3 separate regions of the Homo sapiens genome follow, and all the other regions are linked to region 3. Evidence: chromatin contacts called from ENCODE Hi-C or POLR2A ChIA-PET data. All regions are on one chromosome and are shown on one strand. The core of a region is the stretch at or near the end of the contact, and the rest is flanking DNA. Distances in the headings are between cores, read along the strand shown. Region 1 holds the start of USP39 (ubiquitin specific peptidase 39). Region 2 holds the start of PARTICL (promoter of MAT2A antisense radiation-induced circulating long non-coding RNA). Region 3 holds the start of KCMF1 (potassium channel modulatory factor 1).

The links. Hi-C counts contacts between places; a loop is a spot of excess contacts on that map. ChIA-PET counts read pairs that join two places held with the same protein, here RNA polymerase II (POLR2A). Pooled maps may share reads with other maps.
Region 1: a map of CD8-positive, alpha-beta T cell shows a loop between it and region 3 (3-fold over the local background). The contact joins the promoter of USP39 here to the promoter of KCMF1 in region 3. A Hi-C loop is called at or near these places in 1 of 168 maps with a recorded cell type or tissue (CD8-positive, alpha-beta T cell) and 8 of 50 pooled maps. POLR2A ChIA-PET finds 5 or more read pairs at or near these places in 1 of 52 experiments (PC-9).
Region 2: a loop to region 3 is called in a map of CD8-positive, alpha-beta T cell, with 11 times the contacts of the local background. The contact joins the promoter of PARTICL here to the promoter of KCMF1 in region 3. A Hi-C loop is called at or near these places in 1 of 168 maps with a recorded cell type or tissue (CD8-positive, alpha-beta T cell), 1 of 37 single-sample maps with no recorded cell type and 12 of 50 pooled maps. POLR2A ChIA-PET finds 5 or more read pairs at or near these places in 3 of 52 experiments (activated B cell, activated CD4-positive, alpha-beta T cell and activated T-cell).

Annotation. Positions count from the first base shown.
Region 1 is chr2:85,614,493-85,617,551 of GRCh38, forward strand. USP39 (ubiquitin specific peptidase 39) reads left to right here and starts at 1,694. Exons shown (of 13, transcript NM_006590.4): 1 at 1,694-1,971. The coding sequence starts at 1,704. RefSeq lists enhancers at 1,358-1,407, 1,438-1,487.
Region 2 is chr2:85,537,520-85,540,465 of GRCh38, forward strand. PARTICL (promoter of MAT2A antisense radiation-induced circulating long non-coding RNA) reads right to left here and starts at 1,367. Exons shown (of 1, transcript NR_038942.1): 1 at 1-1,367. MAT2A (methionine adenosyltransferase 2A) reads left to right here and starts at 1,649. Exons shown (of 9, transcript NM_005911.6): 1 at 1,649-1,859. The coding sequence starts at 1,769. RefSeq lists enhancers at 567-656, 1,057-1,266, 1,337-1,426 and silencers at 1,457-1,726, 1,907-2,236.
Region 3 is chr2:84,969,865-84,972,716 of GRCh38, forward strand. It overlaps KCMF1 (potassium channel modulatory factor 1), which reads left to right and starts at 1,297. Exons shown (of 7, transcript NM_020122.5): 1 at 1,297-1,603. The coding sequence starts at 1,588. RefSeq lists an enhancer at 224-303 and silencers at 802-1,051, 1,082-2,171.

The DNA.
Region 1 (3,059 bases), core at 444-2,943, 650 kb after region 3:
GACAGAGCAAGACTCTGTATCAAAAAAATAAAATGTAAAGTAGTGAAAGTACAGCTACTCCATTGACAGAATAGGGCGTTCCTGAAAGTAAAAGGAGGAACGCATCCACCATGGCTACAATGCTTGTTTATATATAGGATAAAAAGATCATGGGGAGATGTGCTCTGCTACAAGGGTTTGTGATAAAGGATTAATTTTATTATTATATTTTGCAAGAAGAAATATTATCTTTAAAGCAAAATTAGGAATGCCTTTATTCTCCAGATATTGGGATATTAGGACACTCCCAAGTCTGGATCTGTTTAGTAAACATTATCTCTCTGTTCCCTTAACTGTAGACATCTCTAGGCTAGGAATACCTAACTTCCTGGGAATGCAGCCTGTCAAGGCCCAGCCTCATTTTCCTAACCCTCACTCAAGATGGAGTTGGTCTGGTTGAAACGCCTCTGACATATACCGCAAGTCAGAATTCAGTAAATTGCACACAGTGTGGTGTGGTGTGGTGTGGTGTGGTGTGGTGTGGTGTGGTGTGGTGTGGTGTGGGTATGACAGAGTTTCACTCTGGTTGCCCAGGCTGGAGTGCAATGGGGCGATCTCGGCTCATTGCAACCTCCGCCTCCCGGGTTCAAGCGATTCTCCTGCCTCAGCCTCCTAAGTAGCTGGGTTAACAGGCTCGTGCCACCACGCCCGGCTAATTTTTGTATTTTTAGTAGAGATGGGGTTTCACCATATTGGCCAGGCTGGTCTCCAGTCCTGACCTCAGGTGATCCGCCCGCCTTGGCCTCCCAAAGTGCTGGTATTATAGGCATGAGCCACAGCGCCTGGCCTAAATTGCACACTTTAAACATGTAGTTTGTTGTATGTCAATTATACCTCAATGGAACGGTTCAAACAAGCAAACAAGTTCAAGGCAGGTCCTGAGGTTAGAGCTTTATTAGCTTCATGGTAAATCTGCCTTTACCGGGCATTTGCGTTTTCATGGTACCAAGAACCTTCTAAAAGTAGAATTAGGGCTGTCAAGGGGATGATTTGGGAATGTCGCCTAGTTTTCCTGTGCAGGATTGTCAGCCCCCAAGCCGCGGAGACTGTGGGAAACGACCTCACGGTGGTGGTTTCGAGGCACAAATCTGGGGCCGAATGACAGCTTCTTTGTTTTTGAGACGGAGTTTCGCTCGTTGCCCAGGCTGGAGTGCAATGGCGCGATCTCGGCTCACCGCAACCTCCGCCTCCTGGGTTCAAGCGATTCTCCTGCCTTAGCCTCCCGAGTAGCTGGGATTACAGGCATGCGCCACAATGCCGGGCTAATTTTGTATTTTTAGTAGAGACGGGGTTTCTCCATGTTGGTCAGGTTGGTCTCGAACTCCCGACCTCAGGTGATCCACCCGCCTCGGCCTCCCAAAGTGCTGGGATTACAGGCGTAAGCCACCGCGCCCGGCCTGACAGCTTTTATCCAGAAAACTGTCGCCAGTAAAGGTTCCCGTCTCAGTAAACTGTAAACGACAGTAGGCCCACAGAAGGTTCTAAGGGGAGAGGAAGCCAGTGCAGGAACAGCACCGCCCACAAATTTTCTGCAGCGTGATTTGTCCCCAGTGGCGACTCGTAGAGAGTTCGGGGCTCGCTACCAGCCCCTCTCCTGATTGGCCTTGTGCCGCGCGCTCGAGCGTGCTTGGCGCCTGCGCTGGACGACTCGGCCGGTAGTGGAGATGTCCGGCCGGTCTAAGCGGGAGTCTCGCGGTTCCACTCGCGGGAAGCGAGAGTCTGAGTCGCGGGGCAGCTCCGGTCGCGTCAAGCGGGAGCGAGATCGGGAGCGGGAGCCTGAGGCGGCGAGCTCCCGGGGCAGCCCTGTGCGCGTGAAGCGGGAGTTCGAGCCGGCGAGCGCGCGCGAGGCCCCGGCTTCTGTTGTCCCGTTTGTGCGGGTGAAGCGGGAGCGCGAGGTCGATGAGGACTCGGAGCCTGAGCGGGAGGTGCGAGGTGCGCGGGGCCGGGCCGGGCTAGGCGCGAGAGCCTGTTTTTTTCGCGTCCTTTTTTCTTGTCTCTAATCTTCCGCTAGGTCACTGCGCCGGAGTTGGGGGAGGGGTGGGGTTGGGGTGGAGAAGAGGAGGGATCCAGACTCGACGATTCTGCTGTTCGACTTGTTCTGATGAAGACAGTACCCTTCTCAATAATCGTATAGTATTTCTTTTTTCTTTTTTTTTTTTTTTTTGAGATGGAGTCTCATTCTGTCACCCAGGATGGAGTGCAGTGGCGCGATCTCGGCTCACTGCAACCTCTGCCTCCCCGGTTCAAACGATTCTCCTACCTCCGCCTCCCAGGTAGCTGGGATTACAGGCGCCCACCACCGCTCCCGCCACCACGCCCGGCTAATTTTTTGTGTTTTTAGTAGAGAAGGGGGTTTCATCGTGTTAGCCAGGATGGTCTCGATCTCCTGACTTCGTGATCCGCCCGCCTCGGCCTCCCAAAGTGCTGGGATTACAGGCGTGAACCACCGTGCCCGGCCAAACGTATGGTATTTCTAACTGCAAAAATCGTAACAACAGCAGCTTCCCTTTATCGAATGCCCGATGTGGGGGCTCAGTGCTGATTTTACAAGTGTTACTTCCTTCCATTTTAAAAAAGAATTTTTTTTTTTTTTTTTGCGTTTTAAGAGAAGCAAGTCTCGCTATGTTGCCTAGGCTGGTCTCGAACTCCTGGACTCAAGTGTTCCACTCACCTCGGCCTCCCAAAGTGCTGGGTTTACAGGCGTGAGCCACCGTGCACGGCTTTCCTTCAGTTTTTACATCTAAGGTCTTGTAATTTCTGTAATCAAGATATTCAGAATGCTTGAGCAATAGGCACCTCTACTAAAGTATGGATTATGTAGCACTTTTTAAGCTGAATAAAGTCTGGAGACAATTTTCCATTAGTCTCTTGAGTTTGTGCACGTACTGCGACCATTGCCTGACTGCCTTTTCTCCTGGACTCTCGTTAAGGATGTTCGTGTAGTGAGCAGCCTTGGAAGATAGAAATGGTGTCTCCCTACAAAACGAGGAGACAAGGGCACAATCCCTTATAAAAGATTT
Region 2 (2,946 bases), core at 117-2,616, 570 kb after region 3:
TTAAAAAATAACAAAAAAATTTAATAGTCTTATACAGTTACTTTCCCATGAAGGGTTAGCTTGAAAAGTAAAAAGCAACGAATAAAAATATCATCACCTATTGTCTCTTTTGTGGTCGAACCTTTTCTTGCTGCCTGCTTTGAGCGACCGTGGATGTGGTCACTGAGTCTGGGGAGGAGCCCTTTATCTTCTTTGTGGATGCCCCCAGCACAGCCCAAGTGCTTCCTTTGTTTCCCACTGAGCCTTTAGCAAATCCCACCTTTCCTCCTGCACCGACGGAGAGGATTGTTCTTGGGAATGCACCTTGTTCTACTGCCGCCAGCAGTAGGCAGCTGGAGACTGTTACTAGGGGTCTCCTTCACCTCCCCAGCGTAAAGTACATCCCATGCTAGGAGCAGGCCGTTCCCTGAGAACCTCATTAAACCCGGCGTTCTTGTCACGCGCTCCGCTCAGGGCCACCAGGCCACCAGCCCGACCAGACCTGCACCGAGGCCCAGCCCCAGAACAGGCTGCAGAGACCCCCGCCCCCAAGGCGGGCTCCCTCCAAACGGGACTCCATACTCCTTGCTGGCTCAAGTTTTGTTTCGCTCTTTTTCCCTGTAATTCCTTTATTGGGCAAAACTGGGACAAACGCAGGTGGACATTTTAAAGTGAAAGCTTCATGAAACAGCCCATTCCACGCCGTCAAGAGATCTGCTTAAGCACATTCAAGGGAACGAATAGCCCCCACCCACCAAAAAAGAAATGTTCGTTCCATATTCTCCTGAACAGAGGATTGAAACATCGATTCCCCCCCCCTTCAAAGGAACAGGAAGGCCACGGGGCAAGGACGGACTTGGGAGCGGCCTCCTTTCTCTCTGGAGGGAAAGGCTGGAGCGCTGCCTCCACTTTTAAGTCCACGAACCACGAAGGGTGAGGATCCCTCAGAAACTTTAGCGCAGGGGAGCGGGCAGGAGGGCGATTGTTTAAATCGATGGCAGCACCTTCATTAATCTGCTTTCCGGCCATCTTCAGCAGAGCCATTCACCAGGAAACGACTAGAAGGTGGGCCTGCGCCCCTCAGATATCCCGGGGCCGGCAACGAGCCGGGCAGGGACGCCGAAGGAAGGCCGTGAGGAGCCCTCGCTGGCCGGCCAAGATGGCCACCTTCACATGGCCGACCGCCACCGGCTCCCTGCCACCCGGCATCTAGAGGCGGGACGGCCAGAAAGACCCCAGCCGCAGCACAAAACCTCCGCGATTCCCGCCGCCTCCGCTGGGGGACGCGACCTCCGGGAAAGCTATCCCGGCCAACGGTCGGAAGGGAGGTGCCATGTCACCGCACAGGGGAGCGGGTCCAGCAAGCCCCAGTCGCTTTTTCTCCCACATCAAACAAGGAAGAGCAATCCCCCACGTCTCCTCGCGTCTGCATTTTTCTCCTAGCTCTAGCGGCTCAAGATAGCTGAACGGTCTCTGGAGGGCCGGATTGCCACGGCACCTCCCGCGGCCGCGCAGTGTGGTTCAGCCCGGACTCCGCGGGGCGAGCTGCCCTTCCTCCCCCGACCCCCGCGCAAGTGGTGCATTGGCGCGCGGCGCCGAGGGGCGGGGCCCGAGCCGGGCGCGCGCGGGCGCTGCTCTATAAATACCGGGCCGCACCGCCCGCTGCTTCGTTCGCTCCGCGCCGCCCGCCTGCTACGAGTAGAACGCTGTCCGCAGCTTGCGCATTTCGCAGCCGCTGCCGCCTCGCCGCTGCTCCTTCGTAAGGCCACTTCCGCACACCGACACCAACATGAACGGACAGCTCAACGGCTTCCACGAGGCGTTCATCGAGGAGGGCACATTCCTTTTCACCTCAGAGTCGGTCGGGGAAGGCCACCCAGGTGAGGGGACGGCCTGAAGCGAAGCGTGGGGCGGGGCAGAAGGCAGCGCCAAGGTCCGGCTGGCTGCGGCCGGCCGGTGGTGGGGCCCGCGCGGGTCGTCCTCGTCCGCCGGGTGATGGAAGAGCGGCGACCGCGCGCTTTCCTCGTGGCGCCGCCAGGGCCTGGCGCGTGGCCGCCGCTCCTCTTCCCCCTCCCCTCTCCACCCTTCCCTTCCCCCCTCCCTTTTCATTCGGTCGCGCGCCTAGGCATGCGGAAGGTTCCAGAAAACGTGAAGGGCGGGGGCTGTGGTCGCTAGTGAGTTCTGGCCGGGAAGGGAGGGCACTGTTAACCCCTCCCGGCCCTGCCGTCTGACAAACCTGGAGTGGGCGACCCGCCCCGCGTGCTCGCGTCCGGCCCTCGGGAGCGCGCGCCCCGCATTGCAGCGGCGACCACGTGTTTGCCGCATGTGGTATCTGGGCGAGGGGGAGCCGTGAGCCTCCCCGGCTGTCCTGGCCCTCAGTTTGAGGGGTGGGGGGCCTATGCCTTGGGACGTCGTCTGGCTCCACTGCCTCAGTGGTTAGGTCTTGACTACACACTGGAGAATACGCACATGCCCTTCGGCGGATATGGCCTTGCCTCCAAGGTGACGGCCTCTGACTAAATATAGCTCATGTCCAAGAAGGCAGTCCTTATTTGGACCCCTTGTGAAAAGGATGGGAAGCATGAATTAGGAGCTGCCATTGCTTTGGGTTCGCATTTAAAGTCTTCGGTGCAGGGTTTTACTTGAGGCTTTGTCCGCTCAACCGCCATTATGGGGATCAATTGGCACGTGAAGGAGGAGTAAAGCTATATTTCCAGGAACTGAAAATCTCAGCCTGAGCATATCGGCTAGTAAAGATGATTATTTGGCTCTTTTGGCTGTTTCTGCCCTTAGGATGACCGCAGTAGTTATCTATCTGGTGGCTTTAGGGTCTGGTCAGTTTACTGTGCCCATGATGAAATCCCACAAGTAACTTAGTGGTATGAGAGGACAAACCCAGGATCTTGATGAGTGCTGAAGGTTAGCTGTTACACCAGTTAGTAGTAGACCGAAGTTCAGAGCCTGCAG
Region 3 (2,852 bases), core at 47-2,546:
AGAGGTTTAGAGATCACACAGCCAGCAAATGGTGGACAGTATAAGAGTAACCTCAAAGCAAGCAGTACCCCAGATTCCAATTTCAGTTGACTTAGCCTGGTAACAGTTCAATTTTATGCAAAACCCACAACTTCAAATGGAAAAAGATAAATTAAAACAACCACAAAAACCAGACAAATGGAGGCTCAGCAGGCCTTGTAGCTCATCCACGGTTACACAGAGGATCTCAGAGCCAAAATTCCATGGCCGATCCGTCTTGACTTCAAAGCGCGATCTATTTCCACCAAACCACGGAACCATCGACACGTGGTAAGGGGCAGTACAAAGATTTGTTGAATTAATAATGCCTGAAAACAAATTGACAATAAGAAGGTAAAAATGGAAAACACAGATAAAATCGGAAAAGCAGACCACTTTCAGGAAACAAAAAACTCCAAATTTTCAAGGCAGGGCATTCACGGTGAGCCAAGGCGCTGGGACAAAGTTTGCGCGGGTACCGCCGGACTCCCGGGCTGCCCGGCGCGGAGTCTTTAACGGAGATGGTTCGCAAGGAATCGGCCTCGGAGCCCGGCAGCCTCCTGGCTTCCCTCCTGACCACCAGTAACCCGGCCGGGAAACACTGGCGAAGACCGGGGGCCAGTCGCCTTCCCTTTCTGGGCTGTTGGCTTAAAATACACACAAACACAAGTCCCCAGGCGGTCCGCGGCCTCTCAGTGGGGCTGGAGCTCGCTGCCCGAGGCCCGCCCGGAAGCCATGCACCTGCGGACAGGAGTCTCTCCGAGTCGCAGCTCGCCGCCGAGAAGCACCCACCTCCCGCGGCCGGCGCAGCCCAAGGCCCTGGCCCCTATAGCCCGGCCTAGGCCCGCCCCAGGCGGGGCTAGGGGCGGCGTGGCGGGCGGGCGCCCCTCGGGCCGCGCCGGTGAGCAGCGGGAGCCGGCGCCGGGCATTTCCTCTTCCTCCCTACGCGCGGCGCGGCGGCGGCGGCGGCGGCCAGGCCGAGGCTGGGCACGGGCGCCCGATCGCGGCCTGCTGGCTAGCGCGGGCAAGCGCCGCGCCCCGAGCCGCCGTCGCCGCGTCGCCCCCGTCGCGACCGCCGGCCGCGGGGCCTCCGGGCGGCTGGGCCCGGCGAGGGCAGCGAGAGGCGGGGCTGGCGTGCGGGCGGCGGAAGGAGGCGGAGGAGGAGGAAGAGGAGGAGGAGGAGGCGGCGGCCGGGAGCCGGGGGAGAGGGGCGGGGGGTGGGCCGGGGGAGGGGAGGAGCGGGATTTGCGGAGCGCCGCGCCGCTGCCGGGAGCCGGCAGGCCCGAGAGTGACCGGAGTCACGGCGGGCGCCGGCGGAGCTGCGGCGTCGGACCCGCCTCCTGGAGGAGCTCAGCCCCGACCAGGCCCGGCCCCATTCCCGCCCCGCGCCGCCTCCCCGCCGCCGCCGCCGCCGCCGCCGCGGGAGCGCTCCCCTGCCCACCCCGCCCCCGCGGCCGAGCCCGGGAGTCGAGTGGGAGTCGGCCGGCCGGCGCGGGCAGCGCCGGGACCCCGCGGGGGACACTGCAGCCGGAGCCCGGGAGGGGCCGCGCCGCCACCGTCTGAACTAGGATGTCCCGACATGAAGGTGAGAGGAGCCCCCGCCCCCACCCGCACCTCCCGGGCCTCGGCCTACCCCGCCCGGGCCGGGCGCGGCGGAGGGCGGCCGGGAAGCGGCGGAGACTTTGGCCGAGCCCGAGCCGGGCCCGAGGCGCTGGACCCGGGAGCGAGCGAGCGAGGGCGGAGAGCCGCGGCGCCGCTGCCGCCACGGCCGCGGCCCTTAGCTGGGCCTGGTGCTGGAGGCGGGGCGGCCCGGGCGGCCGGAGGGTTTGCACTGTCATGGGGCGGAGGGGGAGGGGAGGCGGCGGGGCCCGTTACCGGCGGGAGCTCGGCCTTCGGGACTGATACCGGACGCCAAGGCCCGCCCGGCCGGTTCAGGAGCCGCGGGCCCCAGCGCGGCCTAGCGCTCCCGCCGCCCCGGAAGAGCCCGGTGTGGTCGCAGAGCCGGGCCGCGGGCGGCAGCAGGAGGCAAAAGAGCCGGCCCGGGACCCGGCAGGCGCGTCCGGTCGCCGGGAGACGACGGCGAGTGTCCCCGCCTGCGGGCGACCGCGGGGCTGGCGGGAAGGCTCTGCGGCCAAGGGACGGGAAGCCCTCGCCGCCTGGAGCCCGCCCCGGCCTCGCGGCTAGGCCTCGGCGCGTCCCTGGGCTCGGGTAACCAAGTTCCCGGGGTGGATCCGACCCCGCCGCAGCAAGCAAACTCCCTGCTCAGTCACCCAGGCGGAGCAGGGCTCGCTCCCCGCGGCCCTGGTGCCCTCGCCGGCATGTGCTGCCTACCAGACCAGGTTTTGGAAAATGACGATGGTGAGGTCTGTTCATGGTCGGGGGTCGTTTTGGACCTTGTTTTGCCATTTTAAAACACGATTGGAGTACAGTTGCAAATAAGCAGACAGCTCTAAGCCCAGTCCCAGGGCACAAAGAGACAAATGTTTAGGGTCGATGTATAGGCTTTGAGCTGGTAAGAAATAAGTTAACTTTAATTTATTGCCATATGGTTTAGAAAAGGAGGAGGGGGTTGTGTTTTCTTTGTTTCACTACTACAGGTTTTTGGATAAAAAGTGTTAAGAGTCTTGGCGAAAAGTTTGTCCTGCTAAGGTTAATACAAGATTGTAGAAGTGGCTTGAAAGTTTGTGTACTCCGGATTTTAAAATCCTGTATAGGTGATGTAGGAGTGGAGAAAGTTTAGTGAGTCAGTTTAGTGTGTGCTTAGCACTATGGGAAGGATATTCTTTGGGAAATACGGACCTTAGAATTTCAAGGCTGAAAAACTCAGATTGATT